3 separate regions of the Homo sapiens genome follow, and regions 1 and 2 are each linked to region 3. Evidence: chromatin contacts called from ENCODE Hi-C or POLR2A ChIA-PET data. All regions are on one chromosome and are shown on one strand. Each heading gives the region's core, a stretch centred on a gene start or an enhancer-like site at or near the end of the contact. The rest is flanking DNA. Distances are from core to core; before and after follow the strand shown. Region 1 holds the start of BCL2L1 (BCL2 like 1). Region 2 holds the start of RALY (RALY heterogeneous nuclear ribonucleoprotein). Region 3 holds the start of MAPRE1 (microtubule associated protein RP/EB family member 1).

The links. A loop is a pair of places that touch in the nucleus more often than their neighbours do. ChIA-PET counts read pairs that join two places held with the same protein, here RNA polymerase II (POLR2A). Pooled maps may share reads with other maps.
Region 1: a pooled map shows a loop between it and region 3 (12-fold over the local background). The contact joins the promoter of BCL2L1 here to the promoter of MAPRE1 in region 3. A Hi-C loop is called at or near these places in 1 of 168 maps with a recorded cell type or tissue (HepG2) and 6 of 50 pooled maps. POLR2A ChIA-PET finds 5 or more read pairs at or near these places in 2 of 52 experiments (Caco-2 and Panc1).
Region 2: a loop to region 3 is called in a map of CD8-positive, alpha-beta T cell, with 15 times the contacts of the local background. The contact joins the promoter of RALY here to the promoter of MAPRE1 in region 3. A Hi-C loop is called at or near these places in 2 of 168 maps with a recorded cell type or tissue (CD4-positive, alpha-beta T cell and CD8-positive, alpha-beta T cell), 3 of 37 single-sample maps with no recorded cell type and 12 of 50 pooled maps.

What each region holds. Positions count from the first base shown.
Region 1 is chr20:31,721,459-31,724,158 of GRCh38, forward strand. It overlaps BCL2L1 (BCL2 like 1), which reads right to left and starts at 1,410. Exons shown (of 3, transcript NM_138578.3): 1 at 1,160-1,410; 2 at 197-890. The coding sequence starts at 760. RefSeq lists enhancers at 1,029-1,784, 1,719-1,778, 1,785-2,539, 2,309-2,508 and silencers at 1,149-1,268, 1,319-1,428, 1,328-1,622, 1,829-2,278.
Region 2 is chr20:33,992,461-33,995,160 of GRCh38, forward strand. It overlaps RALY (RALY heterogeneous nuclear ribonucleoprotein), which reads left to right and starts at 1,451. Exons shown (of 10, transcript NM_016732.3): 1 at 1,451-1,671. It overlaps RALY-AS1 (RALY antisense RNA 1), which reads right to left and starts at 1,907. Exons shown (of 2, transcript NR_109886.1): 1 at 1,745-1,907; 2 at 28-445. RefSeq lists enhancers at 352-431, 368-894 and silencers at 672-921, 1,092-1,201, 1,382-1,511, 1,572-1,621, 1,842-2,171.
Region 3 is chr20:32,818,541-32,821,240 of GRCh38, forward strand. MAPRE1 (microtubule associated protein RP/EB family member 1) reads left to right here and starts at 1,414. Exons shown (of 7, transcript NM_012325.3): 1 at 1,414-1,488. RefSeq lists a silencer at 1,131-1,720 and enhancers at 1,793-2,462, 2,463-2,700.

The DNA.
Region 1 (2,700 bases), core at 160-2,659, 1.1 Mb before region 3:
GATCTCTGAAGCACAGGGTCATTTGTATTTCCAAGGAGTTAACCTCTTGTGGTGAAATGAGGCCAGTCAGGTTTCCTCAACTATCAACGTCTCCAACAATCACCCAACACAACAGAAAGAGATACAGAAGAAGGGCTGTTGGGGATCTCTGACCAGAGGCCAAAGAAAAGGGACACACAAGGGGCTTGGTTCTTACCCAGCCGCCGTTCTCCTGGATCCAAGGCTCTAGGTGGTCATTCAGGTAAGTGGCCATCCAAGCTGCGATCCGACTCACCAATACCTGCATCTCCTTGTCTACGCTTTCCACGCACAGTGCCCCGCCGAAGGAGAAAAAGGCCACAATGCGACCCCAGTTTACCCCATCCCGGAAGAGTTCATTCACTACCTGTTCAAAGCTCTGATATGCTGTCCCTGGGGTGATGTGGAGCTGGGATGTCAGGTCACTGAATGCCCGCCGGTACCGCAGTTCAAACTCGTCGCCTGCCTCCCTCAGCGCTTGCTTTACTGCTGCCATGGGGATCACCTCCCGGGCATCCAAACTGCTGCTGTGGCCAGTGGCTCCATTCACCGCGGGGCTGTCTGCCAGGTGCCAGGATGGGTTGCCATTGATGGCACTGGGGGTCTCCATCTCCGATTCAGTCCCTTCTGGGGCCTCAGTCCTGTTCTCTTCCACATCACTAAACTGACTCCAGCTGTATCCTTTCTGGGAAAGCTTGTAGGAGAGAAAGTCAACCACCAGCTCCCGGTTGCTCTGAGACATTTTTATAATAGGGATGGGCTCAACCAGTCCATTGTCCAAAACACCTGCTCACTCACTGAGTCTCGTCTCTGGTTAGTGATTCTCTTCTAAGATCCAAAGCCAAGATAAGATTCTGAAGGGAGAGAAAGAGCTTCAGGAAAAAAAAATAATTAATATGCATGCCATTTACCCTAAAAATTCCATTCCCCCTCCAGGTACCAGAACTGGTTTCTTTGTGGGTCTTACGAAGGTCTGGGTCTAGGTTCCAAGATACTTCACTTAAGTCAAATCGAAAGCACCAGTGGACTCTGAATCTCCCACCAGCCTTTTCTACCCCCGTCTTCTCCGAAATGCCTTCCTCGGAAAGTCACTCCCTGGGCAGTCCCCCCCGCCCCACTCCCGCTCCCCCGCACCACCTACATTCAAATCCGCCTTAGGCAAAGGCAGGCAGGTGCAGCCCCCGGAAGATCTTTTGTATCACAGGTCGGGAGAGGAGGTGGCTGCGGGGATGCCGGTAACTCAGCCGGCCTCGCGGTGGCTGGCAAAAAAACCAGCTCCGGCCGGAGGGATCATGCGACCCGGCAGGCTGGGAGCCCAGAAGGCGACACAGGAATTGCGAAGCTCAGGAACCAGCCCCCTCGCTTGCTTCCTCCTCCATCGCCCGGATCGAGGGCGGCCGCTCCGCAGCCGCGGCCTCCTGCCACCCGGGAGCCCAGCCCCCTCTCTCTTGCACGCCCCTTGGCTCTCCGCCTCCTACTGGGAGCCAGGAGTACTCTCCCGGAGGTGGCTGGTATGGATTTAGTTGGTTTTTGTTTTTCTTTTTTCTATTTAAGCACCAGCCCAGGGTGAGGTGGAGGCGTCCGAAACCCTAAAGGGACTTCTCAATGGGGTTCAAGGTTTCAGTGAGGGACGCAGGGAGGGGGAAACTGCCTCAGATCTGCAATCTGACTTTGGGAAGGCCACCCCCAGGCCTGTCTGTGATGTTGAAGGCCGGAGACCCCCAACAAATGCCGCTGGTTTGCTCTGAATTCCCCAAAGGCCCAGAACGTGGCAGTTGGGGATTGCCGGGTCCTCCATTCCCCGCCCGGACACAATGGCCGCCGGCGCCCTGCACAAAGACTGGGTGAGGGTGAGGCGCTGGGCCTCTCCTCAGGTCAGGAAGAGGGGTCGAGGCCTGCTCGACGGCCCCACAGCTGAGACCACGTTTTCCTGGGGACAGGCCCAAAGTGGCTTTCTGGCGCCCCCGGGAGGGCTCCGGGGCCGGGGGCTGCACCTCTCCGGAGCCCAGGGTGGGCCGGCTGCGGCCTAGCGGCTTCTCGAGCTCACTAGGCCGGGTACCCGCCGAGCCACCGCCCCGTTGCTAGGCAACCGCCCTCCCCCGGGGGCGCCCCCTAGACCTTCCTGAGAGGAGGGGCCTCGCCCCCGGCGGTCCGCCCCAGCGCAGCCAATCAGCGAGCCCAGCCGGCACGGAAGCGGGACGGCGAAGGCTCCTATTGGGCGCAACGGCTGTCACGCACAGGGGAGGCGGCGCTCTCACCTGCGAGCCCCGCGAGCCGTGGGGGGCCACATCCCCCTTCATCGGCCCGGTAGCTTCCAGACGCAAGAGCTCTTCGCGGCCGAGTTCCGCGCCGCGGACCCGGGCCGGCCTACCTGGCTGCCGGCCTACCTGGCTGACTGCTCGCGCCGTCTCTCCCGAACAAGCCGGCCTCAGTTTCCCCTGAAGAGACAGGGGAACTTGCAAGCTCAGTCACTTCCGGTGCCGCGGCAACGCGCGCGAGCCCGAGACGCAAAGGGAGTGCGCGCCTTGAGTGACTGGCATCAGGACCGGGGAGAGATCGCCCCCTCGCGGTAGATCTGGGGAATCGGGAGGCGCAAAAAATCAACATTTATAATCACATTTCCATTTATTCATTCAGTCAGTCAGTCAGTCACTCATCAGTCAATCAGCCTATTTCATCCGT
Region 2 (2,700 bases), core at 201-2,700, 1.2 Mb after region 3:
AATGAACAGACAAATAAATGACAGAACAAGAAGACAAACTAGAGAACATCTTGAGACAAGGTGTTCAGGGAAGAGTTCTTTTGAGAAGGTGATATTAAAGCGAGTTTGGGGAAGAACGTCCCAGGCCTTGCGCTCAGGGTCGTCAACTCTTTGATTTCTCTTCCTTTTGAAGCAGGGCAGGGAGGTCATCAAACAACAGAAGGACAATTATAACTGCTGGTATGGCAAAGCCAGGACTCTGAATTCAAACTCTGCTCCATTCTCAGGAATCCCGTCTGTTAAGCAGGTTCTGGGGAAGCGATGTGAGTCATGAAATCACAGGTCGGAGGAGGCATCGAGAATATGGTCAGTTCTCAACTTTCAGGGAAATCCATAGCTGAGGAATGAAGGACAACGGGCTTCTCGTGCTCTCACTAGGAAGACTGGTTCACCGGAGGCTGGAACACTGAAAGTGAGAAATCCCGACAGGAGAAATGTGTAGGAGAGAGGACTAGCACCTGGATCAAGTTATAAAACATCTCCTGCATCTTTTTCGGAGATCACCCTTAGCGCGGCCTCTCCGCCCAGTCCCAGATTAGGCAGCGAAGAGCGACCCTCACCTTGTCTAGGTGGCACGTTCCTTAAAAGCGAAAGGACCAGGAGTTTCTTCCTGCCTCGTCTCTTCCGGATCCCTCCTGCACCGCCCACAGCCTGCAGATTTGAGCGCCATCTCCAGGCCCCGCCCACCTCAAGCACCACCCCTCAGTCCTTCCTTGGGGCACGCCTCCTTCCGGCACCCGCCCAGAGTAGCCACCCCCGGGGCCCCTCCTCCCCTCCCTGCTTCCGGGCCCGCCTCCTTCAGGCCCGCTTCCATCTTCCTCCCACTCTAAGCTTCTCTTCAGCCCCGCCTCCCTCCACCCGTGGCTCCGCCCTCTGGGCGATTCTCCATTTAGCCCCGCCCACAGCATCTCCTTTCAAGCGCTGTCCTGGTTCCCGGCTCTCCATCTCCTGCACGGCCTTCCCCACTGGTCCGGCGACCCTCTTCCCAGGGCCTCATCACCATCTTAGCTCCGCCCCTACTTCGGCTCCAAACCTGTGCAAGCTGCCCTCTTCCCGCCCCAGCCCCGCCTCCCCAAGCCGCGTCTCAGTCCCTCCTCCCTTTCAGGCCCCACCCTGGCCCCGCCTTCCTCCCGTCCCCGCCGAAGCTCTGGACCTTTCCAAAGCCAGGCTGAGAGGGTGGGGAGAGCCCATGCGCCTGGGAAGCCGGGCTGTTTCTGGGCGGGGCTGCAGACTCCTCGTGCTCGTGTCACCGTGTCCTTCCCAGGAGACAGAGAAGGAGGAGAGCCCGGAACCAGGGCCGGAGCGGCGGGCGGAGCCGAGCTGCGGGGAGCCGCTCCGGGTGCCCCCACCCCCGCGCGCCTCAGTGGTGCCGGCCGAGGGCAGGGCTCGCGGTTGCGGGGCTCGCGCCGCTGTCAGTGCGGCGGGGCGCGCGAGCGGCGCCAGCTCGGGGCAGCGGAACCCAGAGAAGCTGAGGGGGCGGTAGCGGCGGCGACGGCGACGACGACGACTCCCGCGCGTGTGCCCAGCCTCTTCCCGCCGCAGCCGCCCTTTTCCTCCCTCCCTTACGTCCCCGAGTGCGGCAGTACCGCCTCCTTCCCAGCCGCGCGGCTTCCTCCAGACCTCTCGGCGCGGGTGAGTGGGGACTGCGGGCGTCTCCTTAGGGGTGCGGGGAGGGTGTGTGCTTTGTGCCTTTCCGTTCACTCACTTCTTCCGGCAGGCCGCTGCCTATTTTTAGAAACTTATTTCTGCCCTTCGGGGAGTCCCGGGAGCCCGAGTAACTCTAGGCCCCCTCCGCCGCTCCTTTCTCCCACTCGGACCCGCCGCCCCGGGTCCCCGGCCCCAGCCCTCCGCGCCCGGTCCTGCTCCCGGCGTTCCCTGTCTGCTCTCTCCGCGGGCCAAGTCTGGGCCAGTAGTTGGCTGGGTGGGCCCGCGCCCGCTCGGAAGTTGGAGTCTTTTGTGCTCGTGCCCCGCCCCGCCCGGCGAGGGGCGGAGGGAGGGGAACGGAGGCTGCTCCGGGGAGGCCGCAGGCGGGCCCGGCCGCGGCTGCTTCCGGCTCTCCTAACCCGGACTGGGTCTACGGGCTCCCGGAGGCGCGCAGAGCTTGTCCTGCCTCGGCTCCCGCCTCTTCTGGGCTCTTTGCACGCCTTGGGCTCGGAGAGAAACAACAACGGGCCCTCGAACTGGGGCCGTATCCGCGTTTCACTCAGCCTCCTTGGCGGCCGAGTCTTAGTTTGCCTCTCGGTGACATGGGGGGAAAGAAGGAAACTCGCTTTGCGGGGTGTTCGTGGATTCAGGGAGGGAACTAATATGTGAAAGAAGTGTTTAACACCGACAGGGAACATTTAATGAGACTTCACCCAGGAACTTCCCAAGCCTTATTTCATTTAATGTTCACAACGGCCTTCTGGTTTATCCTCATTTACAAAAGCAGAAATTAAGGCGCAGAGGGGTCAAGTAATTTTCTCCAAGTCACAGTAGCCACAGAAGTGCAAAGGAGTGGTGCCAGTACCTATTATTTATTAATATTTCCTGGTGTGAGCATGTATCATCTCTTAGTGCAGAGGGTATTTTTACCTAGCCTTGGGTCACACCATTTAATTAGGGGCATAACTCTGGGTTTTCCCTGACTTCTGGGCCGTTGTCCACTATACTGTGGATGAA
Region 3 (2,700 bases), core at 164-2,663:
ACTGCAACCTCTGCCTCCCAGGTTCAAGTGATTCTCCTGCCTCAGCCTCCCAAGTAGCTGGGATTACAGGCGCCCACCACCATGCCCGGCTAAGTTTTGCATTTTTAGTAGAGATGGGGTTTCGCCATGTTGGACAGGCTGGTTTCCAACTCCTGACCTCAGGTAATTCATCCGCCTTGGCCTCCCAAAGTGTTGGGATTACAGGTGTGAGCCACCACGCCCAGCCCAGTTCCTCCTTCAGCCAAGGCTCTCTTGAGAATGTAAGGGCCAGGTGTGGTGGCTCACGCCTGTAATCCCAGCACTTTGGGAGGCCGATGCGGGTGGATCTCTCGAGCCCAGGAGACCAGCCCAGCCTGGGCAACATGGCAAGACCCCATCTCTTAAAAAAAAAAAAAAAAAAAAGAGGGAGTGGGCAAGAGAGAATGTATGTACAGCCATTGGGAAACAACCCGGAACAGGACTCAGGAGGTCCTTGCTCCTGTGGACTTTACAGGAGACAGACAGTAAAGGCACAAGATGCCTTCTTATGGTACTAAGAAGAAAATATGCCGCATGATATTGCAGATGGGGGGGCGGGGGCGTCACAGAACGTGACTTTTTTTTTTTTTTTTTGAGACAGAGTCTTGCTCTGTCGCCCAGACTGGAGTGCAGTGGTGCAGTCTCGCCTCACTGCCACCTCCGTCTCCTGGGTTCAAGTGATTCTCCTGCCTCAGCTTCCCAAGTAGCTGGAATTACAGGCGCCCACCACCACGCCAGGCTAATTTTTGTATTTTTAGTAGAGATGGGGTTTCACTATGTTGGCCAGGCTGGTCTCAAACTCCTGACCTCAGGTGATCCTCCCACCTGGGCCTCCCAAAGTGCTGGGATTAAAGGCGTGAGCCACTGCACCCGGCCCAGAAAGTTGACTTCTAAGCGTTTCCCCAAAGTGTCTATTAGGTATCTTTATGATTCAATAACCCATTCTTACAGAAATTAATTGTAAGCCTGGGAGCGGTGGCTCACGCCTGTTATCCCAGCGCTTTGGGAGGCTAAGGCGGGAGGATCGCTTGAGGCCAAGAGTTCGAGACCACCCTGGGCAACACAGCGAGACCTCCATACATCTCTAAGCAAAAAAAAAAAAAAATTCATTGTAAAAGCAATTTTCTTTTTGGTTACTGCCATAGGGATTTTGTAACTGAGTCACACCGGGCCGAGGCGGGACCTCATTGGCTGCGACCGACCACGTGCCGCAGTCGCCCCGGCGGTCGGGGCCCCGCCCCTCGGCTACCGTTCTGTGGATCAGGGGCCGAGCTCCGCCCCCGGCGCGCGGCTGAGACCCTCTCTATAAAAGGAGCCGGCGGAGGATGGCGAGCCTTTACGTCGGCGCGTAACGAGGGGGTGCGTGTGAGGTCATCGCGCGGGCGGGCGGGCGGGGTCTGGCGGTTTGAACGAGACGAAGACGGAACCGGAGCCGGTTGCGGGCAGTGGACGCGGTTCTGCCGAGAGCCGGTGAGCCGGCTAGCGGGCCCGGGGGGTGCGGCTGGGGGGGCGGCCGCGTGGGCCAAGGCCGGGCGTGCGCGGGCAGGCCCTACGGGCAGCGCCAGGGCCGTTCCACACGGCGGTGCTGTTCGAGCCGGGTGGGGGAAGGGCGGGGCCGTCACCCGGCGCGCGCGGGCTGGGCCTGGGGGCGCGCGCTGCGCTCTGCTCAGGGGGCGGGGTCTCGGGCCGGAAGTGGGCTGCTGCTACGCGGGGTGGGGGTTTCTGGGCCGCCGCTGAGGTGTGGTCCCTGCGCTGCAGCGACTGGAGGTCCCAGGGTGGTTGGGCCCTGGGAGGGTGTGGGCGAGGTGGGCCGTCCTGGGAGCTCTGGGGACGCACATTGTGGGAGGCCGTGTTGCCTGAGGGCCGAGAGATCGGGTGGTGGAGTCAGACCTGGGTTGGGTTCCGTGCGGTGTGACCTTGGACAGGTGCTTTAACCGCTGTGGATCTCAGCTTCCTCATCTGTAAAACGGGGACAGTAATACTACCCACATTAAACTCTTAGCGCGATGTATGGCAGAAAGTAAGCCAGCTCTTGGACTCCCTCCTTTCTTCAGTGTGTGTTTATTGAATGCCCACTAGGTGTTGGGCACCGTGCTAAACCCTGGCTGTTTTCCCGGGAACAAAGATTTGCTCTCCAGGAATCCACATTATGATGAGCAGGAGGACAGTATAACGGGATGGTATCAACAGTGCTAGTTCAGTCCCTACTTCACAGTTGCCCTCGGATGCTGCAGGGCAGAGCTTGACCTCTGCCCCATTTTGGGGATGAGGATCCTGGGGCCCATTGAGGGAGGTTATGCTAGGCCGGGCATCCGCTTCTCCGATGGCATGTCTCTAACAGTAGTAATGATAATAGCAGCTCTTTGTTAGTTGGGCACTTGTTTTGTGTCAAGCACTGTTAAGTGCTCCATGTGGCTTTGTGTCTTTTAATACTAACACTGTCTTTAAGAGAGATTCTCTTCTTCCTTTTTTTTTTTTTTTTGAGACAGAGTTTTATTCTGTTGCCCAGGCGTGCAGTGGCACCATCGCTCACTGCAACCTCCGCCTCCCGGGTTCAAGCGATTCTCGTGCCTCAGCCTCCCGAGTAGTCGGGATTACAGGCGCGCGCCACCAAGCCCGGCTAATTGTTGTATTTTTTAGTAGAGACGAGGTTTCGCCATGTTGGCCAGGCTGTTGTCGAAC